2 separate regions of the Homo sapiens genome follow, and region 1 is linked to region 2. A link is a loop called in an ENCODE intact Hi-C map of the cell type or tissue named here. Cell type or tissue: HepG2. All regions are shown on one strand. Each heading gives the region's core, and the rest is flanking DNA. Links, peaks and the distances in the headings are about the cores only.

Region 1 (15,744 bases), core at 2,628-10,627, 190 kb after region 2:
GTAGCAATAGCGTTTGGCTCCTGCAGTGCATGGAAACCAGCAGCACCTAGCAGCCAACATCTTCTGGGTGGTTTTATAGTGGAGTGCTTCCAGTGAGACACCACCCATGAATAGCTTTTCATGACGCTCTAAAGGACAGATTTCCAGCAAGTTCTGCTTATGTAGCACCACAGCATCTTCTGTGCCATCCAGTGAGCCATAGCTGTGACCTTTCCAACAAAATCTGGATCTTAGTCTGGGGATATAGTAGGTATTCTTTCTTGGCCATTCCGTTTTAGTTCTAAGGGTGGTGGTTGCGCCTTATCATGTTCTAGAGTTCTCCTTACTTCTTAGTAGCCAATCTCTGGTTATTCCAGTACTCTGTTTAGTTATAATAATGATTCTTTATGTTGAATTTTCCCTGTTCAAACTCCTGTGTGATTTCTAATTTCTAATTGGACCTTGACTGATATATTGTATGTTTGTAAAATGCATGGAATATAAATGGCTAATTATGATGTTTCTTTAGATAGGCATTCTTGAGCACATGTGTCTGGAATATATTTCACTATAATGTTAGTTTTGATGACTGTATTGATTTTCAAAACTGTCAGTTTAGAAACTAGAATTTTAGATTTATCAATCAGCAATGTGGTGTTATGTGGCTAATAGATTAGACATTCATCTGTTGATGAGTTAAAAAGCTCTCCCTGGAATTAAAATTGCTTATCACTGTATAGTACTTTGCATACATTTATTAATTTCCTTAGTAATTTTATGAAGCAGGTTGCAGGTATCACATTTCTGTAAGAAGGAATTAAGTCTTTAAAGTTCAAACGGTATTCCTTAATATCCTTGGATATTTCTTAACCATCATATACTGAGTTTACTAGGACATATAGCACTTGATCCGTTAAAACTATTACATGCAATGTCAGAGTTTGTATGTTGTAGATGTCTTTCATGTCACTCCTTCTCTGGGCCCTGCCCCCATCATAAACTTGAATAAATTTGTGAAATATCTTTTTAATATTTACTTTTTTCCCCAAAAGTCACAGTACATTAAATTGAATGCATTTATATTCTTATGTCACATTAGCATCACTTTAGCTTACTGGATAGTATTTTGTTTTTAGTTGGTTGCAAGTGTTGATTTTTCCTCTTTCAGTTTGCAAAACTATATGACAGGAAATCTGTAGCTAAATATCACTTTATGATTTCCATCTGTTCAAGTACAATAGTGTTTATGGCACAGTCCAGATTGCAATGTGATAGAAATATCCTATTATAGCAGATAGAATTTTAAATGATCATTGTACATTCTAATGAGAAAACATTTTTAAACAAGTACTTCACTTAATTTCAAAGCAGAGTAACTGAATAATACTACAATTTGATGACAGCATCTGTTCTACAGAGTGTGTTTGTGCTGTCAACAATAAAAACTTTTTCTGACTCCCATAGAAATCTATCAGTTTGCTCAAATCTGTACTAATAATGGAAGCCAAGTGGGCAGGGAGATTATTGTATAAGTCAATTTGAATAACCTTAAAATTTTTTGTTTCTATTAGCATGGAGAGTATCTCTCATTATTTTCTGTGAAATGACTTTGGGAGTAGAGCTGGAGATGTTATTTTGGCCTTTTTATTACGTGACAGTAAAATTTTTGCTAAATTATATTTTGAGAGTATTAACATTTACTAAATAAAAACAAACCCCTTTATCACAAGGAACTCTGGCCATTTCAAATCTTGTTGGCTCTAAAGTTGAGGGATACAAGAAAGCAGATTAAAATGATGGCTCCTGGAGTGTCAGGTGTTAGTAATTCCAAGGTTTTTAGTTCTCACAGTGTATATTTGCCTCTATTACACTGATGCAAATGCATCTTTCATGTCTGATCAGCTACTATTTGGTCATTCACTTTTATGCTTCCTATTCTAGTACATGCAGTGCTGAAATGAATGGGAAAAACCACTTTCCCACATGAATGCTCTACTGCACTTTTATCTCAAAAGGAGCATTGTATTTCTTGAGTTTCCAAAGGATTTTAGATACCATTCTTAATTTAATTATTTTATGGCCCTTTCTCTTTAGGTCTGTATTAGTTTGTGAGGGCTGCCATAACAAAGTATGACAGACTGGATGGCTTAAACATCTGACAGTTTTGGAGGCTAGGAGTTTGAGATCAAGGAGATCAAGGTGTTGGCAGGGTTGATTTATTTGAGGCCCCTTCCCTTGGCTTGTAGATCATCTTCTCACTGTGTCTTCACATAGTCTCTGTGCATGTCTGTGTTTTAATCTCCTCTCCTGTGAGGACATAATTACCTCTTTAAAGACCTTGTCTTTAAATACAGTTACATTCAGAGGTACTGGGGGTTAAGACTTCAACATATGAATTGGGGGTCAGGGAAACAATTCAGGACATAACAAGATCTTTAGCCCTCATCTAAATGAACCATGACCATAAACAGTTCTGAGCCTCATTCTATAGGTACATCAGTTTTCTTCTCTACCTTTGGTTATCAAATTCCTTAGTACCCCAGCTACTCCTCTTTTCCCATTTAAGATGACCTTTCTCCTATTCCAGACATTGGCTGGGAAGTTAGTCAAGAGGTAACTTAAGGAATTTAGTGCAGGGTGTCTACCTTAAGATTTTCACTGATTTGCCTTAAATCATGTTCTTCCATTACATATAAAAAAAATTACCAGCAGGCCTTGTCCTTCAGGTGTGTTTCTCACTCCCAGAATACATGTTGACTCCACTTGTCCTTCAGGTGTGTTTCTCACTCCCAGAATATATTTTGAATTTGTAAGAAGTACGCAGTTTAGACCTTGTTCAGAATCCATACAGTATTCATTAGTTCCCCCCTCTAGTCAATATTTGTAGGCCCTACAAACATTCCATGTTCTTCCATAAATCCCTTCTTGAGATAATAAAGAAGTATAGCCTTTTAAACCAGCTACTCAGCTTGCTTGTCAAATTCATATTTTCCAAACAAAAATTAAATAAGGCTTATCTGATAGTTGGTAGTTGACAATATTATTGGTGGTGGTGGTGTTATTTATTTATTTTGAGACAAGATTTCACTCTGTCATCCAGGGTGGAGTACAATGGCACAATCACTACTCACTACAACCTTGAGTTTCCGGGCTCAAGGGATCCTCCCACCTCAGTCTCCTGAGTAGTCGGAACTACAAGGTGCATACCACCACACCCAGCTAATTGTTTAATTTTTTATGGAGACACAGTCTCACTTTGTTGCATAGTCTGGTCTCAAACTCCTGGCCTCAAGTGATCCTTCTGCCTTGGCCTCCCAAAGTGCTGAGATTATAGGCATGAGCCACCAAGCCAAGCTGACAGTGTTATTTCATACCACCGATGATACTTCAGAGACCCATCAACTCTGACTATACATTTCAACCAAAAGTTTTGTTCTCATTTATTTTATGCCAAATTAGAAAATTATTTCCTACTTCTTATGTAGTTTGCAAGATCACAGAAGAATCTGAAAGTAACACAGTATTGTACTTTGAGTTAATTTCTATGTATGGAGGTATCAGGTATACTGTTTTGACCCAGAATTCCCAAAATTCTTTTGAGAGATTAGAAAGGAAAATTAGTAGAATGGGTGAAGTCAGCAGGTCTGTGTTGACAGAGATTATTTTAATTTGAAAAAAACAGTCGGCTGGTATTATTAAGTGGAAAAAATGTGGATCCTTTCATTTTTTAAAGATAATTTTTCATTACATTAAAAAATTCAAGTAAAATGCAAGGTGACCCTTAATAAGGTAGCTTTCTTACCTGTCATATTAGTAAGATTTACAAAGCTGCCAACACACCATTTTCACAGTTATGGGAAACAGACATACTCATATATTGTTATGAGCGAATACAGTCAGTTCTGCCATAGTTCAACATATATGTTCCTTGGCTGTGTTAGGCAAAATTGCACCATAAAAAACACAGAGCTTGTGAGAAAAATGAGATTAGGAGCACAACACTCAAAAACTTCATCAGTGACACAAAATTTAAGACCCTAATAAAAATTGTGGCACAGTTTTTAAAATACATGTTAAATGGCTAAGTACATGAATGGCTAAATAAAATAAACATGGTACTTTACCTTGAAAAAGACCTGAACTTTGCTTGTGGAAGTGGGCCCTAGAAGGGTTGCACCTTGTGAGTTAATAAGGTACCTTTCTTACCTATCATATTAATAAGATTTAAAAAGCTGCCAACACAGTGTTTTCATAGTTATGGGAAAACAGACATATTCATATACCATTATAAAGGAATAGTCAGTTGTGCTATAATAAAGAAGAGATAGTTCTTGTCCTCCAGGAACTCAAAGTCAGGCATATGCAACTCAAAATCTTCCATATTGGAAAGTGGTAGAGAAAGGTTATTCAAAATGGGTTGGAAACTTGTAACAATGAATGTGAATGGTTGTGGCTTGTGACACATGTGAGCTCATACCTCTGTAAGCTGAGGTGGATGTAGGAGGTACGTATGATTTGTATATGCCTACCCTGCTCTGTTTAGCTAGGTACAGTTTTCTACATTTATCTGCTTTCTTGAGGATAAAATCAAGCATAAACAAATACAAAATTTGTGTTATGTCCAAATTGTTCCCAATATGTCAATTGTGTTGTAACAAATTCAAATTTCAAAGTTAGTGTAATAGCAGAACTAATGAGTTGGTATAACTTTTATGGAGAATAATTTGGAAAAAATATACAAAATTTTAAATGTACATGCCCTTTTAAAAATCTGCAAACTCTAGTTATCCTAAAGATAAATAACGACTTATGCAAAATGATGTATTTACAAGGATATTCATTGCAGCAGTTTTTTTTGTCATAAAAAAAGATCATAAGCATCCTAAATGTCTATTCATAGATGAGTGGTAAAATAAGTTCTGGTTCATGCATTCTGAGAATTACCGTGCTGCTGTTAAAGAAAACCACTTATACAAACTGATGTGTAATGTTCTTCAAGATATGTTAAAAAAAAAAAAAGTAGGGTTTAGAATAGTATGTATAACATGCTATCACTGGCACAAAAATATAATATATCCTTGTGTATCTCTATGAACAGATTAACACTGAGGCATATGCTAGTATCTTGATATGCCAGACTCTGAGTTCCTTAAGGACAAGAACTGTATTTTATTTATCACTCTGTCTTCAACAGGTAGCATAGTGCCTAGCTCATATTAGGTGCATGATAAGGATATATTGAATGGGATAGATGAATGTGTCTTAACATTCATGTCTCAGAAAATATGATAAACACAATTCTAAATGTAAAATTGAGGATTATTCTAAGGTATCGTTTGTGTTACTATTTTTTTTCAAGCAATGACTTATGCTTAGAACATTACTGCATTTTCAGATTTTGATTTAAATATATCTATTGAGGTCATGCCGCCACTGGGACATATCCATAGTAGAAAACAACTGATGAAGAGCCATTGGAGAAAGGGCTAACAGGACAAAGAGCAGAGTTGGCATTAGGAGGCATTATTTAAGTTCTGTGTTTCTCCAAAGGACAAAAATAGAACTAATGGATGTAGAAGATATAGGGAGACAGATTTCAGCTTAATATAAGAGCATACCAATAGGTATTAACAATTTAAAGAGCAGTGTCTTAAAGACTTTTGGTGGTGGTTATGCAGAGATTGCTATCAGGATTAATGGAAGGAGGAAGCATGGTGAAATTGAGAGATCAGTAGTCATTTTTAAGAATCAGGCAGATCTGGCTGGGCGCAGTGGCTCACACCTATAATCCCAGGCACTTTGGGAGGCCAAGGCAGGCAGATCATGAGGTCAGGAGTTCAAGACCAGCCTGATAAATATGGTGAAACCCCCGTCTCTACTAAAAATACAAAAATTAGATGGCGTGGTGGTGCACGACTGTAATCCCAGCTAATCAGGAGGCTGAGGCAGGAGAATCTCTTGAACCCAGGAGGTGGAGGCTTCCGTGAGCCGAGATTGTGCCATTGCACTTCAGCCTGGGCGACAGAGTGAGACTCCGTCTCAAAGAAAAAAAAAAAAAAAACAGGAAAAGAAAGAATCAGGCAGATTAGGTTTGAGTGCTCTGCCACTTAGGGACTATTGTGACCTTGAGCAAGAAACATAACCTTTTAAATTTCCTTAACTATGAAATAGGGATAATTAAATGTATCTCATGGGATTGCTGTAAGGATTGAGAAAAGGTAAAGTACCCTACTTCATGTTATGTTAAGCCCTCAATAAATGGTGACAATTGCCATTGAAATAGGAATACTTTTTTAGGTAGAAGGTATATGGTATTTGGTTTCTAAGGTCCTTTTTCAACCTGATATTTCCTAAGTTTTATTTTACCTATTTTAAGTAAGAAACATTTATACATCTGTGTTTCAATTGTATTATACCAAAAATATAATTTCTGAATTGTGAGAAATTGTTTATTAAATGCCTATATAACAATCATGCTTAATGTATGTTTTAATTATTAAGAGATGATTTGCATTTAATTATCTAAGGTCGACTACCACAGTAGAGACTGTAACAGCCATGATTCCTTCAGTAAAACAGAAATTCACTATGCATTTCAGTGAGGGACTATAACATAGAGAATTGGTTACATAGGTGTCAGAGGATTGAATGAGCAAAAGTGAGAGCTCTGAGGTAACTGAGTGATAATAACTGCTGAAAGCAGCTAACACTTCTGGAACTGGAGAAGTGAAGAACAGGGGACCTGCAGACTGGGACTCAAAGACCTGAGGAGATGGTCCTGCCTGGCGGCTGTTGCTACCTGTAAAGAATTAGTATGAAACTTGAACCTGGAACCCAACAGTTGTGGCCAAGGGCAAAGTATTGTTGCTTGTAGGACACCTACAGCAATATCAAGTAAACAGGGAACACATTTGTCATGCTTTCTAGTCTCCCTCTAGTGTTCCTTATTGGCAGAACCTAGCAGGAAGCCAGATGGCAAATGGGAAATACAGTTTTCAGATCCTCAGCCCTAGGATCACAAAGCAGAGTATAAAAGGGTAAATTTGGAATTAAGACACAATAGCTTGACAAATGCACAGAGACATCTGTGTAGAATATCTCATATTTTAACACCAAATTTATGTATTTTTCATATAGAAAATTTGCATTTTAAAATGTTTTTGTCTAGAAGGAATTTGCGTGTACATATACTTTCCATCAATAATTTAAGATGTGTTCCTTTCAGAAAGGATGACTGAGTTCACTAAGAATTCCACATAATTTGCTTTTCTCCCCACAACCCCCAACTCTTGCTGAAAATTTGATATAAACCCTCATGAATCTCTAGGAAACCTTTTCCTTCTTTATTGCATGTGATTCTTCCAGGAATTAAGATTTGCAGAATGTAACATGAATTAAAAATTAAATTTGAAATATTTGCAGTCATATGTTTATTGTTACTGAGTAAAATTGCTAGTGTGGCTTCAGTTTCTTGCAGTTAAAGCAGGGTGGACTTGTAGAGCTGAGGCTGTTTCTATGATTTAAAAGATACTGTGTTAAAAAAATATATTCTTATTCTTCTTTGCTAAAGTGAGCCAATAGATTGCAACTGTATTTTTGATTAAATATAGTTTGATATTTTTGCAAATTATTTTTTTAAAAGATACTAGTATTCACAGCAAATGTGCAGACGTAACTAAGACATCCCCACACCTCTGTTACAACTAGATATGTTCATTCGATTTTGGTAGTTATACAGTTCCCAGTGAAGTCACCAATGTTTATTGGCCCCTTCCTTCACTGAGATACGTTCATGGGTTCTGATGAGAAATACTTGTAATTATTCTAAGAGCATGCTTTAGCATGCAACCTTGGTAAAAATATGGTAGGATCATACTCTTAAAACATCTTTTCTTTTGTCTGAGTGCAGGCATTAGGTAAATTATGTCACACACAGCACTGCAGTGATTTATAGAAGTTAAATAAATGTTCGTAAGTAATCTTAATACCTTTAAAATATTTTGGGAGGTAAGGTTTTACATTATGAAAATATTCTGAGCATTTTATAAAATTATTCAACATTTATACTTTGGTTATAGTTTTTGTTAAATAGGAAATATCTAATTATATAAAAAACGGGATATATTGGCAGAGTTTCTTAATAGGAGTTCTTTTTGATGTTTCCTTTCATCTCATTAGTTACAAGGTTTAAATTCTATGCCCTAAGTTCATTGGCATTTCACAGGTAGACTTTTTGCTGCTATTTTCCAACTTTAGATGTGTGAAGCCTGTACTACAGCCTCTGGATGAATGGCAACATAAAACTAGGGTCTTCAATTACCAGCTTAAAAAAAGAAGATATTAAATATAAATATCAGAAAACTTGATTATAAACACTATTGATGGGAAGAAAAAAAAACTTGATTAAAATATCCTGAATTGTAAGGGGACCCATTCATTAAGATATTGATTATAATAGTGAAATTTAAAGTCAACTGGTTTTTCTAATTTATGTTAATCATAATTAACCCTCCATAACATTGTAATACATGTTGGTAATAGTCTGAAGCAGACTGTTGTATGTATAGAAACAATTTCTTCATATTTTTAACTACCTGAAAATATGAGTAAGTTAACAGTAGTTGAGAGTAGTACAGATTTTTGGTTTTGAAATACCATTAGAATAGCAGTGTCACTTTTTAAGCACTGTGCAGCTTCCTGTGTTATTCCCTTCTTTGTCCAACTGTTACTTTTTCTTATGAGAGGCTTCCACACCCTATTTGGTATCCACTTTCTTTTTATCAAATAAAGATAATTGCATAATGAAACTACTGTGATTTCATGCCCTAACTTATTCACTGTCTTTGAGTTTCATAAGATAAGCACTATAATTAAAGTCATTTTACCAACAATTAGTGGGAAGGAAGCATACAGTGGACAACATGTTTTAAAATCATAGAAAGGAGGAATGCATGATTTTAGAAATCTGAATGAGAACTCATAGCATGTAGAGCTCAAATTATTCTTCCTCAACTAGCAGCAGATCAAAATAGGTGGTGGTATAGTTTGAAAAAGCATATTTAACATTATCACATAATTTTATACTGGGAAAATGAAAATAAAAAAGATGATGTTTTGTAATACAGTCCACATGAGTAAGGTTTGATAACTGGTGGGAGTGAGTAGTTACAGATTCTCAACTGAGAAGGGTGGCAAAAAAAAGGCTTTTATATTTATCAGAATGGGACATAGATGTTTTTTCTTTTTTTGAGACAGGGTCTCACTGTCACCCAGACTGGAATGCAGTGGCACGATCTTGGCTTACTGCCAACCTCTGCCTCCTAAGTTCAAGAGATTCTTTTGCCTCAGCCTCCCTAGTAGCTGGGACAACAGGAATGGGCCACCACACCTGGCTGATTTTTGTATTTTTTAATAGAGATGGGGTTTCACCATGTTGGCCAGGCTGGTCTTAAACTCCTGACCTCAAGTGATCTGCCCGCCTCGGCCTCCCGAAGTGCTGGGATTACAGGCATGAGCCACCACGCCCGGCTGGGACATAGAGTTTTAAAATGTTAAGAAATGCTACCTTAGATTGTATCTGGATATCTTCTGGTATTAATTGTTGCCTCCCTTTCCTGTCTCACAGGTCTGTCATAAGATTTATTTTAAAGTTTAAACCAAGTTCTAGCCTAACAATAGAGGGTAACTACTTTAAGTAGACAATTTCACGTACACTACTAGACAAGTGATTTTCATGTCAGGAGAACTCCAAACTGAGACTCCCATCTAAGGTACATCTGGGCCACAATTTCTAAACTGTGTGCCAAGAAACTCAAATCCTCACAAAGGTGACTCAAGGCCAACTCAGAGCCAGGGGAGAAGCCTGCTGGTCTTCCAATCGCCCTTCAAATAATTTATGTTTTTTACTTAGTTTTCAAAAGACTTTACTGGGAGAAGAAAATAGTTTTACTGTCTTAAAAAAAATAATTTGGGTACCCATTGAAGAGTATCCCAACAAATAGCACCATTTTCTTTCTTGTGGCTGGCATAGCCAGTTGAGGACATTCTGTTTTTTTAAAAGAGCGTTTCTCACTGTTTTCCCACATGAGACTGACAACATTGTTTTATTTACCAGGCTGTGAATAAACTGTAGAAAATTAGAAAGTGGATTAAAACCTTATTTTGGATATTTTAACAGTGGGTATATACCATATGTTAGATACATGTATACACACACGTTTTTGCAAACTCTAAATTTTGGGAGAATAGCAACATATTCCTAAAGGAATTTCTAAAGAGCAGGTACTGGATAGTTGAAAAGAATTACAGGAAATGACTAGTGTAAAAACGGAAAAGCTGATATTTTTGAAATTTACTGCCACTGTTCTGTTATTATATTTGTACTAAAAATAAGTTTCTTCTAAAAAGTATAGTTTCTGATTTTTGTTTTTAATCTCTACTGAAATCAGAGCCTACTTTATACAAAGGTAGTGAAACAAAGTTTGCCCTAGTGTTCTATTCCTGGTTGAAATAACCAGATGCACTTAGTTTTAGACATGAGGAACAAACTTTCCCAAGTGTTATCTTTTTATCTTAATATTTTAATAAATAGTTATATAAATATTAGCAAATCTAATCCAGCAGTGTTTTAAAATAATAAATCTGGACCAAGTAGCATTTATCCCTGGAATGCAGGGATGGTTTAGTATTAGGAATTATACCTAATATAATTTAGTAGATTAGCAGACTAAAGAAAATATTATGTGAGTCATAAACCATGTATGGGCACTTTTGCCACATAGGTGCAATGTTTTAACAGTCAAAAATAACCACCTTCTTTTAATAGTGTCATGTGAATTATTCTTTTTTTGCATTAGAATTTCTACACATGGTTTCTGTTACTATTGTACTGTTATTCTAAACATTTGTTTGATTTTAAGTCTTTATATCTTTTCTTAATGTCATTCAGCAGGGCGTCAATAGTAATTCTGAAAAATATTGTCCCAGAAATCAGTAACTTTGGGGAAAAAGTTAATTATGGTAAAATGTAGTGAAGAAAACCAAACAAATTGATGTTAAATGAGAGACAAAATTGTACAAAATATTAGTGATAAAGCTGAGAAAAGGCAACAGTAAAACAAAAATGTTGCAGCGATTATAGATTTTTGTGCTCTCACACCATGTCATGTACAGTTTCTTTTTCCTATGGGAAAATTAATACTCAATACTGAGTTTTGACTTATGTGAAATCTACAGGAATAAATACTTTTCATACAAGAACAAAAAGAAGAGGTACCTAATTTAGCTAGAGCAGGACAGGAGGATGATGGTAGGGAAAATGACTAGAAAAATTTATCCAGATGAGGAAGTCAAAGCTTCAGAAGGTGAATAAACATATTCAAGGACACTTACAAATGGATAAAGTCGAAGTTTAAGTGTGTTGGTCTTAGGAGTAGAATTGAGTATGACTCTATAGTATGCTTACTACTTATTTTGGTTTCTTGCCCAGAAGAAAGGTATTTCGGTAAAAAGGAAAGCAAATTTGTATACAGTTTTCCTTTCAAATGCAGAAGAAGCAAAACACGCTAGCACTTACAAATATTAATTTCAGCTTGCTCTTATCTGTGTTTTTGCCAGTTTGTAGGACTTGCTAAAAAAAATTACACAGCCCTGGGGTCCTTAGCTAACCAACACATTCTTGTTACTGACCAGGATATGCTGGTTGACTGTTTTACCATGTGCGTTAAATTAGGAGAAAAAGATATACAAGTTCATTTGGCTTTTATGTGCACAGAATCTTTTCAAATTGTAAAAATAAAATTACCTATCCACTGGAGGATATCTTGGGCCAGGAGTTCAAGACCAGCCTGGGCAACATAGGAGACCCTATCTCTACAAAAAGTGTAAAAATTAGTCAGGTGTGGTGGTGTGTGCTTGTAGTCCTAGATACTTGGGAGGCTGAAGCAGGAGGATCGCTTGAGCCCAAGAGTTCAAGGTTACAGTGAGATATGATCATGCCTCTGCACTCCAACCTGGGTGACAGAGTGAGACCCTGTCTCATTCATTCATATACACAGACATGCATGCACACGCACACACGCACACACACATGCCTCTCCACTTGAAATAAAAATAAGTTAATTCAGTATTTTGAAGAAATCAGAGTATTTGACTTAGTAATATTTCTTTCCAGATTTTTTCTAAGTAACAAAGAAATTTATTTGTATATTGTGATATGATTAATCCTTCAGTTAATCTAAGTTTAGCCATATAATGCTTTCTTTCTACTTTGTCTCTTACTCGAATAATAAGAAAGAAAAAATTTCACAGACAAATATTTCTGTTCTTCCAGTGTCCTGAATACAGAGTAGGACTGTAAGAATTTTAACTAATTCTTATTATGGGGTATTATGCAAAGCAAAACTATACTGAGAGTCAGTTGTTTTATTCTCAGGTTCTGTAAACTGAGACTAAGTTGTTTGGTTCTTTAAGTCTCAGTATTGTTTTGTGTTTCGTTTTGAGATGGAGTCTTGCTCTGTTGCCCAGGCTGGAGTACAGTGGCCTGATCTCAGCTCACTGAAGCCTTGATCTCCTGAGGTTAAGCGATCCTTTCACCTCAGCCTCCTGAGTAGCTGGGGCCATAGACTCACGCCCCCACACCCAGCTAATTTTTGTATTTTTTTGTGGTGACAGGGTTTTGCCATGTTTCCCAGGCTAGTCTTGAGCTCCTGGCCTCAAGCAATCTGCCCGCCTCAGCCTCCCAAAGTGCTGGGATTTCAGGCATGTGCCACGTCACCTGGCTAAGTCTCAGTGTTCTTATCTCCAAAATGGGATAGGCCTATATCCGTGGAAATACTGCTGCTGCAGCCCTATTCCAGACCAACTAAATCAGAGTCTCTAGAGGCAAAACTCAGATATACATGTTTTCTAAAGTTTTCTGGATGATTCTCATGTTGGGAGTCATCGTTGAGAACCACTGAACTAGATTATTTATAAGATTCATTCTACTCAGAGTGTGGTCCACGGACTGGCTGCCAATATACCAACTGTTTATTGCCAGTCCTCAAGTACATGTGCAGCTAGCTTGTGCCAAAATGTAAATCAGCTAAAGCACTAGTGTGCTATTTAGTTTGGTTGCATTCTTTTTTTGGTAGCAAGACTATTGATTAAGGAAATAGTAAATTTAATTTACACTTTGGTACAAGCTCCTTATTTGGTTTCAGACCAGCAGTTGGAGTAGCACTTCTTTGAGTTCTTTCCTAGTTCTTAAATTCTGCGACTGAATATATAATATATGGTTGTTTAAAATCTGCTGATCTACAATGTTATTGCAATACTACTGAACATTATAATAAACAGAAGGTTGTTATTTAGATAATGGAAATGGAAGAATTTGGAAGGTTAAAAATGTTGGTGACAATTTTTTAAAGAAAAAATGAAATGTTTAGGTGCCAGTCTTCTAAAATGGAAAAATGTTTCATTCAACCACCATATTATGACTAATATTTTATGGCATAATTTACTGGTTCAGTGCACCATTCTTTCTTTATTGTTGCAAGAGATAATTGAATTACACATGGCTAATTATTAAAAATGATTGCAGGGCAGTTTTAAAATGTAAAAAATTCCATGTGATATTTAATAGGACTTCAATAGTGGTAGCTGAAGAAAATTAAGAAAATAATTGCTCTTAAATATATCAGTTAATCAGTAAACACTGTTCTGCAAATAATTCATATGGAAAGGATTGTTTATGAGTAGACTGATAATACCAGGCTCACGAGAAAGTTTTGACTATTATAGAAAAACATTTAAAATTCATGGTATGATGTGAAACTTTTAACTTGTAACCTTTATTTTTGAAGACAGTAGTATTAAAAACAGTGTTGGGTGAGAATTAATCTATTTTGGATATGTGTTTGTGTCAGGTCTCTTTCCCAGCCTTGTATAACTTTATTTGTTAAAGGACGAAAAAGAGACCTGAATATTATACTGCTGATTTAATACAAAGTTCATTCTGAACCCCCACTGTCAAAATAAATTAAGGTCAATTTTGATTTCTCTCAATACGTTTGAAACTCCCTTTTTTATTATTATGATTTCATTTATAGAATATTATAGGAAATTATTTGCTTTAAAAAGTACCTCAGGACAAGTATTCACAGATTGTTCCAGATCAGCAGTTACAGCTCTTTACTATCAGAGATTAATTTACAATGTAATCAGGATTCTCCTTATTCATAGTCCTGCTTATTATCTACCTTGAGTTCTTGTTCTTAGTAAAAATGCATTGTTCTTTTTTCAATTATTTGGACAGTGAAGGTAAGCCTAATAACAGATATTGTTGGCCTAAAAAAACTATGAAATGTATATATGGAACCCCAGTATAATTAAAAGTTTTGAATAGGCTATATGATGGGTTGACTCCACAGATTTTCTGGGTAAACAGCTGACTCAGTTAGACCATGTGTGATTACTGTCCTTTGCAAAAAATAGTTTTCTTCCCTTTCATCTGACTCATTCTTAGTCTTTGGTTTTTCCTAATTCATTTAGTGTGTTGTAAACCCCATCTTCCAATCATGATGAACCTCCAGATTAAAAAATAATAATGATAAATGCCATTGTTTAAATGTTTTAATAAATTGTAGAACCTGAGATTATATATATTTATGAATTGTTATGGATATTTTCAAAATATACATAAGTAGAATAGTAAAATATATCCCTACGTATTTATCACCAGGCTACAGAAATTACTGACCCATGTCTAATCTTTTTCCATCTGTACCTTTCCCCACTGCAGTATATTTTAGACATGATTCCATTAATTCATAAATATTCCTCAAGGGAATTATCAAAACATAGTTGGTGAACTAGAATGGATGAGCTCCAAGAACCCCATTAGGTAATGAGGAATCTTTGCTAGAAAGAAATACGGAATTTCTGTTAGAGTTCAAAGACCATGTCACATAATAACTACATTACTTAGATTCTGTGCAGTGTATGAAATGCCTTCACAGCAGCTCCATAGTAAGAACCTGAAATTATCTTCTTTCTCTAATTCTTCTATATAAATTTTTAAAGTAGTGTTTTTTTGTTTTTTTGTTTGTTTGTTTGTTTTTTAAACTGAGTTTCACTCTTGTCACCCAGGCTGGAGTGCAATGGCAAGATCTTAGCTCACTGCAACCTCCGCCTTCCGGGTTCAAGCAATTCTCCTGCTTCAGCCTCCCCAGTAGTTGGATTACAGGCGCCTGCCACCACGTCCAGCTGATTTTTGTATTTTTAGTAGAGACAGGGTTTTCACTATGTTGGCCAGACTGGTCTCAAACTCCTGACCTCAGGTGATCCACCAGCCTCGGCCTCCCAGAGTGCTGGGATTACAGGCGTGAGCCACCGCCCCCGGCCTTAAAGTGGTAAATTTTTTAGTTTGCATAATACTTTGACTTTTGTTGACTTAAAATTCCTTATAGTGAATAACAGTATACCACCACAGTGAGCAATGATGAGCTTAATGAGGGACAGGAATGGAAAAATTACAGTTTTACTGGTTTAGAAGTTCAGACACAGTAGCTAACATATTGTCTAATGAGTAATATTTTGCAAATATTGAGGATTATTAATTTTTAAATATAAAGATGTAGTAATAGTTCTTTGGTAAGTCTAAAAAATAAGTAGACCATCTACCCTTTTATTTGTTTCAAAGTGTCAAAACAAAAATAGAATCAATGGTGAGAATGGCTTTGATGAAATACCAGTGAGGAAGGTCACAGTAAATTATTATTTCAT
Region 2 (15,744 bases), core at 2,871-10,870:
GGGACCTCTATACTGACCCTGAATGCTGAATTAGCCAGAGAGGACAGGGTCAGAGAGGGAGGTGGGAACAGCTGGAGGAAGCTCCCATGTATTTAGGGGACTGCTAACAGTTCAGTAAAGTTAAGTGGGAAGTGATGAAAGTTGAGGCTGGAGGGGTAGGCAGAGGCAGATCCTAATAAGCATTCTTTGTCAGGGTGAAGACACTGAAGTCAAAGGACAGGGGAGTGACATGATCAGATTTGAATTTTAGAAAAATCATTCTGGTTCCGGTGTGAAGGGCAGAGAAAGGAAGGCTGGGCACAAAAGACAGGGAGACCAGTAAAAAAGATGTTTCAACTACCTGAGAGAGAAACCATGATGTTTAGGTGTCCCTGAACCAGGTAGCACCAGTGGACATGAGTGAACAGACTCAGACACATTTAGTGGAAGAACTGGCCAGGCTAGGTGACTGTCAGGATATCAGGATGAGAAAGAGGGAGAACTCTAGTTTGGTCACTGGGTTGCTGCTAATGCCAGTCACTGAGAGTCAAGCCACAGATGAATGAGGCACAGCTGGGTAGAGGGCAATGTGGGGACAGTTTGATAAAGATGTATCTCTCTTTTTAGTGAGTCAGCATGCTTTATATGACTGAGAATAAATCATTAAACAGATTACACTTCATGCTATATTCTGAAAGTTTGTATTACCCCAAAATTCATATGTTGAAATGTAATCCCCCATGCAAAAATGACTGACATTATTAAGAGGTGGGATCTTTAGGAGGAGTTTAGATCATGAGAGTGGAGTCTTCATGAATGGGATTAGTGCCCTTATAAAAAGAGGCCCAAGGGAGCTTGCTGGCCCCTTCCACCATGTAAGAATACAATGAGAAGGTGCCATCGATAAAGAGGTGGGCCCTCATCAGACACCAAATCTGCTAGAGCCTTGATTTTGGACTTCCCAGCCTCCAGAACTGTGAGAAATAAACTTCTGTTGTTTATAAGCCACCTAGTTTATAGTATTTTTGTCATAGTAGCCCAAACATACTAAGATACTTCATAAATGTGTTAATGGTATTGCTGGGCTGGGGTCAGGCAAGTGTCCCCATCCTATAAGATTGGGAAACACTGAATTAAATGAAGCTAAACAGTTTTTGTTATCTCAGAACTTCTCAGAGTCATTAATAGCCTAGGGCCTTTGATGTCCTAAACAGGATATCACTTGCTGTATTTATCAAATCTATTTTAGCCCCATCCCCCCACACCACCACACAACACCTATTTATATCCCTTGTAAATGTATTTCTCAGAATGGTGTTACTTAAAGTGTAGCCCAAAGACCAGCTTCAGTGTGCAAACTATTATAGTCTATGACAAGGTAAGTACAGAAATTGAGACTGTTTAGAAAATTTTAATAGCAATTTTGTGTCTTTGAATCTAATAAAAAATCTAGGTTTGTATGTTGTGTCTGCTTTTTCATCTTATCTTTCTAGTGAGTTATTTCTTTGCTAACTGACATTTTTGTAAAATACAAAGGATTGAAAGTTAAAAGCAATAACGACCACACACACACACACACACACACACACACACAAAAAACCAAAGCTCATCCTTTACCACTGGTAGTTTGAGTGTCTCAGAAGACCCTATGGAAACATGCTAGCTCAGTAGCTCTCAAACTTGGCTACCTGTTTTCATATCCTGAGGAACTTATACAGATCCTGGGTTCCACCCCTGGAGAGTATGACGTAATTCATCTGGGAAGCAGCCTGGCACTGGGATTTGGAAAGATCCCTAGACGATTCTAATGTGTACCCAGGTTGAGAATCAGTGTGGCTCAAGGGAAAGCTCAGGTTCCAGGGTATTCTTGGTTGTACTCTCACACACCTGGACAAGGATCAAGGGGGAGTTGGGAGGTGTGGGGTGGGCCCTGGCTGCACAGAGGAATCATCAGGACTCTTTAAAATGGACTTAGGCCTGGGCCCCTCCTAAACCAATGAGATCAGAATCTTTGCTCATAGTTTCTGGGCACTGGTATTTTAAAGAAATGATTCTAGATCATTCCTAAGGCAGTCAGGGTTGAGAACGATTGGATTAGGAAGTCTAGTTGCAGATGGGACAGTGTGAAAGTAATCACAATAAAAATGGAGTCACTAATTTTTTTAAAAAAAACCTTGACAGGCCGGGTGAGGTGGTTCACACTTGTAATCCCAGCACTTTGGGAGGCTGAGGCAGGTAGATCACAAAGTCAGGAGTTCGAGACCAGCCTGGCCAACAGGGTGAAACTCCATCTCTACTAAAAATACAAAAATTAGCCAGGTGTGGTGGCGCGTGCCTGTAGTCCCAGCTCCTCAGGTGGCTGAGGCAGAAGAATTGCTTGAACCTGGCAGGTGGAGGTTGCAGTGAGCCAAGATTGCACCACTGCACTCCAGCCTGGGCGACAGAGCGAGACTCCATCTCAAAAAAAAAAAAAAAAAAAAAAAAACCTTGACAAGAAGCAAAAAGGCATGGCTCTTTATGCCTGAAGTTGTAGCCTTTGTGCTGAGCAATCACTTTCAGCCCTTGTGAAAGCTGTGTTTCGGCACGTTCCATTACTTCCTAATGTGTCCTCTGAAAGAGTCTAGCTGTTTATTTCCATCAGTCACTGAAACGGACGCCTTTTACTTGGGGAAAGCACAAATGCATTAGGACTTTGTGTCTAAGAGAGAAAAAGAGAGAGGAAAGGGGAAACACATGTAGTGTAAAGACTGGCTCTGACATTTGCTGGTAGAAGTTGGGGGCAAATGATTACAGCTATTTAACAAAAATTTGTAGGAGAGTGATGGGACAGGCCTGGAAGCAACTGAATATGCCCATTTTGTTGCCACGCTGCTAAGTATGATAACAGTGATTTCTCACAACGAAACTCTGGAACATACCATTGTCTTGCCTATGTGACTGTTATGGTCTGAATGCTTGTGACCTCCCCAAATTTGTATGTTGAAACCTAGTCCCCAGTGTGGTAGTATTAAGAGGTGGGGTATGTGGGAGGTGATTAGGTCATGAGGGCGAGTCCTCACCAGTGGGATTGGTGCCTTGTGAAAGAGGCCTGAGGGAGCTTGTGTGTCCTTCCTGCCATGTAAGGACACAACTATTAATAGAAAGCACAAACTGTGGAGCAGAGAAACCTCACCAGACAGCATATCTGCTAGAAACTTGATTGTGGACTTAGCCTCTAGAACTGTAAGCAATACATTTTACTGTTTATAAACGGCTCAGTCTAGGGCATCTTTTGTTATAGCAACATGAGTGGACTAAGACATTAGCCAACATCAATTTTACCAAATGCTACAGGACAGTAATATTTGAAATTGTCTTGAAATACAGCTTGGTATTGAAATTCTTAGTTCAAAAAAATCTATTTTAAACAATATGAAACTCCAAAACCAAAGAAATATTTAATAACAACAAAAGCTCAGTAAGTAAGATCTCTTTACCCCAGGGCACTCAGCCTTAGAGAACATAAAAAGGTGTCATAGTTTGGTTTCTAGTCTGGAAAGCTCACAGACTATTTGGACTATGTAAATACTAGTAATTGTTTATGTCTGTTGTGTTATAAACTGTTCAATAGTTGTAATTTTGCTATTGCTGTTTTACACAACCTAATCATTTATCCAAAACCTCAAGTACTTACAATGTGCTAGGCGTAAAGAGCAATTGTGTTAGGCCCTGGGTTTCAATCCATAAATGAGCAAAGCAGGCATGGTTGTTACCTTCATGGAGTTTTTCTTTTAGTGGAGAAAATAACCATCAAACAAAGAATTTATTACGATAGTGGTAAGAGGTCCATTAAAAATATACGTGACTGGGCTGGGTGTGATGCCTCACGCCTGTAATCCCAATGCTTTGGGAGGCCGAGGTGGACGGATCATGAGGTCAGGAGATTGAGACCATCCTGGCAAACATCGTGAAATGCTGTCTCTACCAAAAATACAAAAATTAGCTGGGCATTGTGGTGCGCACCTGTAATCCCAGCTACTCAGGAGGCTGAGGCAGGAGAATCGCTTGAACACGGGAGATGGAGGTTGCAGTGAGCCAAGATTGTGCCATTGCACTCCAGCCTGGGCGGCAGGGCAAGACTCCATCTCAAAAAAAAAAAAAAAAAACAAAAAAAACCTATGTGATTGGCCAAGTGCAATGGCTCATTCCTGTAATCCCAGCTGCTTGGGAGGCTGAGGTGGAAGGACCACTTGAGCTCAGGAGTTTGAGGCTGCAATGAGCTATGATCACACCACGGTACCCCAGCCTGGGTGACAGAGCAAGACCCCATCTCTAAAACTCTAAGAAAGTAAAAACTAGGCCAGGTGTGGTGGCTCATGCCTGGAATCCCAGCACTTTGAATTCTAGGCCGAGGTGGGCGGGTCATGAGGTCAAGAGTTCGAGACCAGCCTGGCCAACATGGTGAAGCCCCGTCTCTACTAAAAGTACAAAAATTAGCCGGACATGGTGGCGGGCGCTTGTAGTCCCAGCTTCTCAGGAGGCTGAGGCAGGAGAATTGCTTGAACCTGGGAGGCGGAGGTTGCAGTGAGCCGAGATCATGCCACTGCACTCCAGGCTGAGTGACAGAGCAAGACTCCGTCTCAAGAAAAAAAAAAGAAAGAAAGTAAAAACTACAGAAGTACATGATCATCTCTTTCCTTTCCTTCCCTTAGAAAAAAACTATTGCCTCCCTTTCTCCTTCTCCCTCCCTCTCTCCCTTCCTCCCTTCCTTCATTCCTCAAAAAGCCATTAGGTAGGCCCAAACAAGGCAGGCAGAGTGGAGGAGACAGGCCTGAGCCGGGATAGCCTATATAAGAAGGAACAGTAGTCCAGCAGGGCCAAAGAGATCAGCTAGAGGCCAGGCGCAGTGGTTCATGCCTATAATTCCAACACGGGAGGTCGAGGCGGGCAGATCACTTGAAATCAGGAGTTTGAGACCAGCCTGGCCAACATGGTGAAAACCTGTCTCCACCAAAAAGTACAAAAATTAGCCAGGCATGGTGGTGTGCACCTGTAGTCCCCAGCTACTTGGGAGGCTGAGGCAGGAGAATCGCTAGAACCCAGGAGGCAGAGGTTGCAGTGAGTTGAGATCATGCCACTGCACTCCAGCCTGAGCAACAGAGTGAGACTCTGTCTCAAAAAAAAAAAAAAAAAAAAAAAGAGAAAGAGAGAGACAGAGAAGATAGGCTACACACAGGAAGATTGGACACATACGTAAATATATCAAAGGTTAATCTAAACCAGATTTCTCACAAGGGAAGCATAAATATGGAAAGAAGAAAACTTGAACAAACCCTTGGGTGTTGAATTGAAATTGGAGGTATTGAAGTTCTTGGTTTTCAATATGTACAAATAGAGAAATAGAGATGTAAATGTGTGTGCATATACATGCATGTATTTTCCAGCTCTGTCAACTGAAAGGAACTGGGAGCAATGAGTACACCTACTACCCAGATGTTGGTTTGCAAACCCCTCTCTCCACCAAAAGGAACCAGGCCTCCTTGGAGAAATGGCTGATTCCAGGATTGGGGCAGGGAAATTACAAGATGAGTCTAGACTATCTATCTTTTTATGGCCAAAAATAAGGAGGTGTTCAAGCAAGATGAGGACATGTTAAAAGGACACAAAAGGCAGCTTGAAGGGGCTCCCACTGGTCAAATCTGCAACAATTCATACATCAAAAAATGCCAGTAGTAATAAAGCATAATCTATTGAACTAAATAAGAAACCCATGAGTCCACATTGGTATAAATAAATGAATTATTCCATAAAGGGGGAGGAGAGAAACTTCCTTTGTGTATTAGAAAGCCTACTAATAAATGTAAAAGGAGTTATAGAGTTAGAAAATCACCATTTGGCATCAGTAATAATTATAGCAACAATTAGGCAGGAAGCATCAAAGGATGCTAAAACTTACGTGTGAAAGTGGGGTAAGTAACAGGAATTTCCACAGTCTCAAAGTTGCTGAGGAGCAGAATCATAGCCCCTCAAAGATGTCTCCATTCAAATCCCCAGAACCTGTGAACAGGACAAGAGAGACTTTGCAGGTGTGAGTAAATTAATGATCTGGAGATGGGGAAGTTGTTCAGGTGGGTCTGATGTAATCACAGGGGTCCTTGTGAGTGAAAGACAGTAGCAACAGAATCAGAGAAGGAGATGAGATGATGAAAACAGGAGTCAGAGTCTGAGAAAGATTTGAAGATGCAACACTGCTGGCTTTGAGGATGGAGGAAGGGGCCAAGGAATAGAAGCTGGAGGAAACAAGGAAACAGATTCTCTTCTAGAGCCTCCAGAAGGAACGCAGCCCTGCTGACACCTTGCTTGTAGCCCAGTGGGACTCCTTTCAGACTTATGACCTTCAGAACTGTAAGATTATTAAAATTGTGTTGTTTTAAGTCACTAAGTTTGTGGTAATTTGTTGCAAAAACAATAGGAGACTAACACCATTACAAAAGAAAAAAAGTAAGTTTACAGTGGAGAAATCTTGACAGATACTATCTTAGTGAAAGTAACCAAAATTAACACCATCAGAAACAGTCCAATAAGGGTGTACTACCAGATAAGATAGTACAATCTTATTGTATGCAATGAAAAGACACAGCATCTGTTATATTTTAACCAAAAAATGCGTAATGAAAAGACACAGCATCTGTTATATTTTAACCAAAAAATGCCTAAACTGAGGCATAAGACAACATCAGACAAGCCCAAATTGAGAGACATTTTACAAAATGCCTGGCATGTAACTTTTTAAAATGTCAAAGTTATGAAGGTCAAGGATAGGGTGGCAATTTACAGATTGAAAGATACTAAAAACAAACAAAAAAAATGACAACTGGAGCAATGTATGACCCTGGACTGATTCTTTGCTACAAAGGAGCTGCTGAGGCAACTGAAAAAATTTAAATTGATACTGGGAGACGGATCAAGGGGAATTCTTTGTACTATTCTTATAATTTTTCTGTGTAGAACTGTTTCCAAAAAAAAATTTTAAGTGGATGATTGTCATGGTAATACGAGTCTTGCGCAAGCCTAATGGATAAAGGATGTCAGAGGATTGGTGGGAGATGGGCAGGGAGTATGAAACGTGAGGCTGGACAAGATAGCACATTTGTAGGATGGAGATAATGGCCTGAGAGTGTTTCTGATTTGACCGGTGAGGCCCTTGTTCCTGAATGGAAATTAGGCTGGAGCCAGCTTTGCCTGAGTCCCTGCGCAGTCAGAGCCTCATTTAGAAACTTGGAAAACATCAACGTGATGATTATTTTAACTTAATATGGCCAGCAGATGGCAGCAGGCAACTCAGGGAAAGAACAAGAGCGAGAGACCTGGAGATGGGAGGCCCTTGGTTGCTGCTTCAGCTCAGCCAGGAGAGAGCAAAGGCCGGCTGGCTCATTGAGTTGTTGGCCATCTTTGAATTAAAGGGTTCCTGCCAGGCAACAGAACCTCTGACGGCCCAACCTCACCCCCTGGACATCATGGCGGAAAGAGGAGGACTGAGAGAAATGTCTTCATTGTGTTTTAAAGAAAGAAACGCTTACTTTTTCCTAGTAATATAAAAAAGAAAAAGATAAGACATCATTTAATGGAACCTGAATTAGATGCGTCGAGAGACCCAAACATTAAGAACAGAAAGAGCTGGATTCACGAGTCATGGGGCCCAAAATGGCATCAAGTATTTCTGAGGCCGGGCGCAGTGGCTCACGCCTGTAATCCCAGCACTTTGGGAGGCCGAGGTGGGCGGATCACAAGGTCAGGAGATCGAGACCATCCTGGCTAACACGGTGAAACCTCGTCTCTACTAAAAATACAAAAAAAATTAACTGGGCGTGGTGGCGAGTGCCTGTAGTCCCAGCTACTCGGGAGGCTGAGACAGGAGAATGGCGTGAACCCGGGAGGCGGAGCTTGCAGTGAGCCGAGGTCACGCCACTGCACTCCAGCCTGGGAGACAGAGCAAGACTCCATCTCAAAAAAAAAAAAAAAAAAGTATTTCTGACAATGATAATAAAAATAGAGCCTCAGTTTATTTACCTGTAAAATGGGAACAGAGTATTTTGCAAATCAGATGAGTCAATATATGCAGAGTTTTTTATAATTTTTTTTTTGAAACAGGGTCTCACTCTGTCATCCAGGCTTTAGAGAGTTTAGAATAGTGACTGGCATGTGGTCAGTACTTAATAAAAATTACCTGCAATTATTATTATTTACTGAACACTTACTGTGGCCCAGGCATTCAGTTAAGTGTTTTATGTATGTTATATTATTTATTCCTTACAACAGTCTTTTACTATATATTTTATTAACTCAATTTAAAAATTTCAGACTCAGAAAATTTAAATAATTTACACATGTACCGAATGCCTATTAGGGACACTGTGCATTCAGTAGGAATAAGGACAGACATGGTCCCTGTCCTCCTGTAACAACCATCTGTCTAGTTGAGGGTCATATAGCTAGCCAGAGTACAGTCAGAATTTGAACCCCGGTCTCTCTAATTCAAAAGCCTTGCTCCTCTTTGGCTGCCTTCCATAATAAAAAGAGTGAATTGGCCGGGCGCAGTGGCTCACGCCTGTAATCCCAGCACTTTGGGAGGCCGAGGTGGGCAGATAACGAGGTCAGAAGATTGAGACCATCCTGGCCAACATGGTGAAACCCTGTCTCCACTAAAAATACAAAAATTAGCTGAGCATGGTGGCGTGTGCCTCTAATCTCAGTTACTCAGGAGGCTGAGGCAGGAGAATCACTTGAACCAAGGAGTTGGAGGTTGCGGTGAGCCAAGATTGCGCCATTGCACTCCAGCCTGGCGACAGAGCGAGACTCTGTCTCAAAAAAAAGTGAACTTTTACGGAATACCCATTGTGTGCCAGGAACTTTACATACTATGTAGTTTACATATTCCCCAACCAATGAAATAAGAATTATTGTCACCACCATTATACATATGAGGGGATATTCAGTGACTTGCCCAAAGACCATGCCACTAAGGAGCAAGCACAAATACGTTATGTATTTGAAGTCCATGCTCTTTCCATGGCAACACACTCTAGATGCTTCCTAGGGTTAGAAGGGATCTGCACCAGCATCATCCTCATTCTGTCCACAAGTTACATCAAAGTCCAACCCAGGCGGGTCATGCAATCAAAAAGATATCTTGGTAGTAAGGATCCTCTGAGATCTTCAGATTCAACTCTTTGAGCAACTTTTTTTTTTTTTTTTTTTGAGACAGAGCTTTGCTCTTATTGCCCAGACTGGAGTACAATTGTGCAATCTCGGCTCACCGCAACCTCCGCCTCCTGGGTTCAAGTGATTCTCCTGCCTCAGCCTCCTGAGTTAGCTAGGATTACAGGCATGTGCCACCTCACCCGGCTAATTTTGTATTTTTAATAGAGACGGGGTTTCTCCATGTTGGTCAGGCTGGTCTCGAACTCCCAACCTCAGGTGATCTGCCTGCCTTGGCCTCCCAAACTGCTGGGATTACCCACGTGAGCTGCCGCGCCTGTCCTGAGCAACGTATTTTAAAGTAGACACAGAAATCCCTATCAAAACTGGCACAGCAAACAAAGGGAATGTATTGGTTAAAGTAATAATTGGTTGATTGATGAAATACTCAAGGAATACTTCAGCTTCAGAAATGTCTTCATTAGGAACGAATTTCTCACTCTATCATTGGATGTCTTTCTTCTGTGCTGGCTCCATTCGCAGTCCATTAGAAAGAGAATTCTCGCAGCTGAGTTCTAACTCAATCTTTGCCACATTCAAACACAAGTCTTGGGTCTGATTCTCATTGGTCTAAATTGGGTCACCTGCTCATCACTGAACCAATCACTTTGGCCAATTAGGGCCTACCCTTGAAGCTGAAGATTGTCAACCTCTCTCACACCTGATGAGATTTAACAGCAGGGAGGGGTTATTCTCCAAATACAATTTGGGGCATCTTTCTACTCAAAGAATGAATGATTGTGGTGGTTGGATGACAAAAACAGCAGATGTCTCCCACACCTACATTCTAATCAAACTGAACTATTTTGTAGCGTCTGAGGCACATTCTCTACTTTCCTTCTGGCAGGCTGTTGGTCACATTCTTCTCTTGATTAGTACACATTGTTCTCTTGGAACACTTGATCTCCCCCTTCCAATATTTCCCAAACAATCCTCTCTGGCCTTCACAATTTAAATACTATCTCCTTATTTCCAATGGATATAATCCCTTCTTTCTCTGAGTATGAACACCTCTCACAGTTCTCTTATCTTCCCATTATATTTTAGTTATTTATATAAATATAAATAATCTTAAATTTTGAGTTAGATTCCTTATGTTAATGAAGAAGATGCTTATAATCTACAGAGGAAAGAATTATATTTAGAAATTTTAATCAATGGCAAAGATGAATACCTTAGTGAGTTCCTTAAAATCTACATCAGTAGACTCCAAATGAATGAGAATTTACTATAACTAGAGACAGATTACATTTTAACAGTAAAATTTATTTTCAGATTAACTGAAGTTAAGCACCACATTTCCATTGCAACCCTTAATGAAATATTTGACACTGGGCGATCTTTAATGCTGTAAGATATCTCAGTGTCTAAAAGTGAATCATTCTGGAAATGGGTATTCCTCCTTGAGTGAGTGCAATAGGTAAATTCCTCAGTTATTTGTCTTTCCCTCATGGGACTGTAAAATCCTTCACACATATGCTGGACTTATATCACTACAGCCAAACACAGTGCTTAGAATATTTCAGGCACTCCATAAATGTTTGTTAAATGAAGGAATGAAGGAATAAAAGCAACAATGATTGAGAAAAGTATGTGTTTATGTGTTTATCCTTTTAGATGTTTTGAAAAACAATCTCCAGATGTCAGTTTATTTTGCTGTCTTTTGCCCGCTCCTGCTGAAAAGGGAGCACTAAAATAATTTCCAATGAAGGGTTTTAGGTCATAGGTTGAAAGAATGCTAGTGCTAAAGGAAATATCCACTGCCTACTGTTCCTGGCAGTTAGCAGACACTAAAGTGGTGTGAGAATGGATATAAAAGAAGGATAGGTGACTTTTACTATGCATAAAACCATAAATCCTGAAGTCCTAACAGATTATACAGTCAAGGTTCTGATGGTCCACTTAAAATGGGTGGATGAGGAGTATTTAAGGAAGAAACTATTTACAAGGGTATAGACAGAAATTGAGCACATTTTCTTTTTCTTTTTCTTTTTTTTTTTTTTTTTTTTTGAGACAAAGTCTTGCTTTTGTCCCCCAGGCTGGAGTGCAATGGTGCAATCTCGGCTCACTACAACTTCTGCCTCCCGAATTCATGCGATTCTCCTGCCTCAGCCTCCCGAGTAGCTGGGATTACAGGCACCTGCCACCACGCCTGGCTAATTTTTGTATTTTTAGTAGAGACAGGGTTTCATCAAGTTGGCCAGGCTGGTCTCAAACTCCTGACCTCAGGTGATCCGCCTGCCTCGGCCTCCCAAAGTGCTGGGATTACAGGTGTGAGCCACCGCGCCCGGCCAATGGGGCACATTTTCATTGCAACAACAAAGCAAAGGATGGTGATGCACCCAAGGGCTACCAACAGTAGTGAGCCATTGTCATCCCCAAATCAGGTGGGACCAGAGAATGGAGCAGTTCCCCAAACTCAGAAAGAGCTGAAAAGGAGGGCCAGTGAACATGAGTTGGGGTCTTTGAACTCAGCCACACAGCCAGGGAAATTAATACCTAACATTTCTCTCCTTTTGCCCTTTGTTTTGCTGCTGCTCTAGCCTACGATGGGAAGCCATAGTACAGGGAAGCTGTTGATGCGGAGTCCATACAGGTCAGCCACCCAAGGCACAGAACAGGATGGAGAAAAGGGAGGATGGGTTTTGCAAGAGCAAGCAAAGAATATTGACAGAGATCTTGAAGATCTTCTAGTCTCATGGTTAAAAAAATTTTTTTTTTGCAGGCACCTTTATTTTTTATATATTAGACATAAGAAGAAGCCCAGTAGAAGCCAAGCATGGTGGCTCACACCAGTAATCCCAGCACTTTGGGAGGCCGAGGCGGGTGGATCATGAGGTCAGGAGATCGAGACCATCCTGGCTAACATGGTGAAACCCCGTCTCTACTAAAAATACAAAAATTATTAGCTGGGCATAGTGGCGGGCACCTGTAGTCTCAGCTACTCGGGAGGCTGAGGCAGGAGAATGTCATGAACCCGGGAGGAGGAGCTTGCAGTGAGCCGAGATTGCACCACTGCACAACTGAGCAAGACTCCGTCTCAAAAAAAAGAGAAGAAGCCCAGTAGAAAGCAATAGCAATGATATGATAAAATAAATGTGAAAGCCAGGTGCGGGGGCTCACGCCTGTAATCCCAGCACTTTGGGAGGCTGATGCATGCAGATCACGAGATCAAGAGATTGAGATCATCCTGGCCAACACGGTGAAACCCCGTCTCTACTAAAAATACAAAAATTAGCTGGGCGTGGTGGTGTGCACCTGTAGTCCCAGCTACTGGGGAGGCTGAGGCGGGAGAATTGCTTGAACCCGGGAGGCGGAGGTTGCAGTGAGCCAAGATCATGCCACTGCACTCCAGCCTGGCAACATAGCAAGACTCCATCTCAAAAATAAATAAATAAATAAAATAAATGTGAGGGAGCAATTTTGGGGTGTTCCCTTGCTCCCTATGGCAGACTCTAAGGCACTGCTACAGCAGTTGCTACACTCTATAGAGCATAGTTTGAAAATCACTCCAGATTAATCTGTTCATTTTACAGATGAGGAAACTGATACTGCATAAATTGAGTAAATAACTTGTTAAAAGTCATCCAATAAGTTAGTGACAGAGCTGTTCACTGGAACTCAGGCCTCCTGGTCCCCAGTTCCGTGCTCATGCATTATTCAGATGGTGAGAGTGTGGCGGGACATTCTCAGAAATGTGAGGCTCTACTAGGTTGGAGAGGCAAGACAGCATTGCTCAAGTTTGGAGTTAGGCAGAACTAGCTTCCAATCCTGACTCTGGGACCTTTAGGGCAAGTTTTTATTAAACTCATTCTTAGTTACCTCATTAGTAAAATGGAAATAAAAATGCCCAGTTTTTAGAGTTGTTGGGAGGATAAACAAGATAATGTTTATTAAGTGCTTAGCATAGTGTCTGGCACTGAACATCATCAAAAACTGGTCATTGTTATTAATAGTAACTGATTTAAGGGTCTGAAATCACACAAAGATCTCACTGATATGCTTTAAGAAATGTCCAAGATCAGAATGTGACCAACCAAGAAGTGGAGGGAAAGTTTTTATAATGGGCATTTGTTGTTTTGGCTTGCTAACATCCTTCCCCTTGGAGAACCTCTCCCTGATACTCAGTCCATGTGACTTGGCTTGGCTGACCCAACCCTAGCACCAGGGAAGGCATTGTGACGTAGGCCAAGCCAATCAGTGTGACTCCATTCTCCTTGCCACAAGACATCAAATCAAAGATAGGTACCTCACTGAAGTTGTCAGTTTAGAGTAAATGCAAGGACTTTTGCAAGAGTTACCAGAAAAGAACTGGTCTTTTTCACCTGGGATTGTTCGCAGAAAGGAATATCAACATGGGGCTGCTGTGGACCATGTAAAGCCTGAAAGTGAAGCCATCTCAAAGAAAGATCACAGCCAAGAGATGGCCAGAGAATACTGATGACATCATCTGAGCCCCTTGACCAGCAGCTGGCAAACTTTTTCTGAAAAGAGCCAGCCAGTAAATATTTTAGGTTTTGTCAGCTATGAGGGCTCTCTTGCAAGGACTCAGCCCTACCTTTGTAGCTTCAAAGCAGCCTTAGATAATATGTTTTTTAAAAAAAATGAGCATGGCTGTGTGCCAACAGCACTTTATTTACAAAATCAGGCAATGGGCTGTTGTTTGCCAATTCCTGTCCCAGGCCATGCCCAAAGCCAGAAAACTCTGGGACTTTTCAGTTAGGTTTGCTATTAAATTTCATTTTTAGCTTGGGTTGGTTTGAGTTAGATTTATATCATTACATTGGAAAGAGTACTGATGCAAGCCTCCATTTGATAAAATATGGCCTTAACTAGTCCAGTATGTCATAGATTGACTAATGGTTGAGAAATTAGTAATTCCTGTCATCAAATAAAAATTCTGGGCTGGGCGCGGTGGCTGTCGCCTGTAATCCCAGCACTTTGGGAGGCTGAGGTGGGTGGATAACTTCAGGTCAGGAGTTCAAGACCAGTCTGGCCAACATGGTGAAACCCTGTCTCTACTAAAAATATAAAAATTACCCGGGTATGGTGGCGCATGCCTGTAGTCCCAGCTACTCGGGAGGCTGAGTCAGGAGAATCACTTGAACCCAGGAGTTAGAGGTTGCAGTGAGCTGAGATTGAACCATTGCACTCCAGCCCGGGCAACAAGAGCGAAACTCTGTCTCAAAAAATAAAAAAAAAATCCTGGTGGAGGGGGAAGCCCCCCCTTTTCCCCTAAGTCCATTCTGCAATTGCTAGTTATTTGGGGTCATACGTTGCTGCCACAAAAGTTGAAGTTTAACTGGCATTTATCTCCTTCTTGCAACAAAGGAAAAACAAGTACCTCCGTAAGTCTTTGCCTTAGAGCAAGCAGTTCAATAAGAGACCAAAATACTCATTTGAATCTCTGCAGGACAAAATGATCCCAGAGGCTGTCATCCTCAAATATTTAAGAACCCCGTAGAAGAGTTCTTATTTAATTCATGTAAAAACAGGGCAAGGGTGTGTTGTGTGGAAGGGAAGGATGGGCTCTTTAGGAAAGACAGGCCCAAATGTTCCTGTCAAGGGAATTTATCACCCTTATTAGGAAATGACTTTGCTATATGGGAGATCTCATGTTCCTTGGATCAGGGCTGCTTGTTCTATTCTTTCTGACTAATTTCTTGCAGTTACTCAGACTTTCCTGGAATAAAGCTGATTTATTTGAAAGCTGAACACTGCAATCCTGATCTTTAAAACATGTGTGGAGCTTCTGCTGGAAAGGTGTTAGATATTATATCTAAGTGTCTAATTATAAGGAATTTCGGTATCCACTGAGCAACCATAGGTGCTAGGAGCAGCAAAGATCCTAACAGTCAACAGCATCTTTACCTGAATATTGAAAGAATATCGCCAATGTGGGATATAATCATAGGCTAAATTCTATAACACAAACTTGAAATGCCATCCCCATTAAAAGAGTAGATTAGTGTGGGTTAGAGAATTTGAGGAGGGCCTCAGAAGGACATTCCAGGTAGAGAGAATTATTAGGACAAAGACCCAGAACTGTGAATGAGGATTTCATTTAATTTAACAAATATTGGCCAGCCACGGTAGCTCATGCCTGTAATTCCAGCACTTTGGGAGGCCGAGGCAGGATTGCTTGAGCCCAGAAGTTCAAAACCAGCCTGGGCAAATAGCGAGACCCTGTCTCTAATATTTAAAAGAAAAATAATTAGGAATTTAAAAAATAAAAATTGTATAAACAAGTTTTAAATTTAAAAAAAATTTAACAAGTATTGACCAGGCACGGTGGCTCACGCCTGTAATCTCAGCACTCTGGGAGGCCAAGGCGGGTGGATCACGAGGTCAGGAGATCGAGATCATCCTGGCTAACACGGTGAAACCCCGTCTCTACTAAAAATACAAAAAGTTGGGCCAGGTGAGGTGGCTCACGCCTGTAATCTCAGCACTTTGGGAGGCCAAGGCGGGTGGATCACGAGGTCAGGAGATTGAGACCATCCTGGCTAACACGGTGAAAGCCCATCT

The links. A loop is a pair of places that touch in the nucleus more often than their neighbours do. Peaks named below come from ENCODE experiments on the same cell type or tissue, not always from the same donor. Only the 100,000 strongest peaks of a DNase experiment are listed, where the experiment ranks them.
Region 1: a loop joins it to region 2, with 11 times the contacts of the local background. A loop is called at or near these places in 23 of 110 quality-filtered maps.

Annotation. Positions count from the first base shown.
Region 1 is chr1:87,018,481-87,034,224 of GRCh38, forward strand. The region is part of intron 1 of HS2ST1 (heparan sulfate 2-O-sulfotransferase 1); the gene reads left to right. Among named protein-coding and RNA genes, the nearest start is that of LINC01140, 100 kb to the right of the region's middle. RefSeq lists an enhancer at 12,524-12,573. In HepG2, for the core only: a CTCF peak has its summit at 6,914; a DNase peak (open chromatin) is centred at 6,911.
Region 2 is chr1:86,826,496-86,842,239 of GRCh38, forward strand. No RefSeq gene overlaps it. Among named protein-coding and RNA genes, the nearest start is that of SELENOF, 80 kb to the right of the region's middle. RefSeq lists an enhancer at 7,268-7,417. In HepG2, for the core only: a CTCF peak has its summit at 7,284 (motif pointing right); a DNase peak (open chromatin) is centred at 7,306.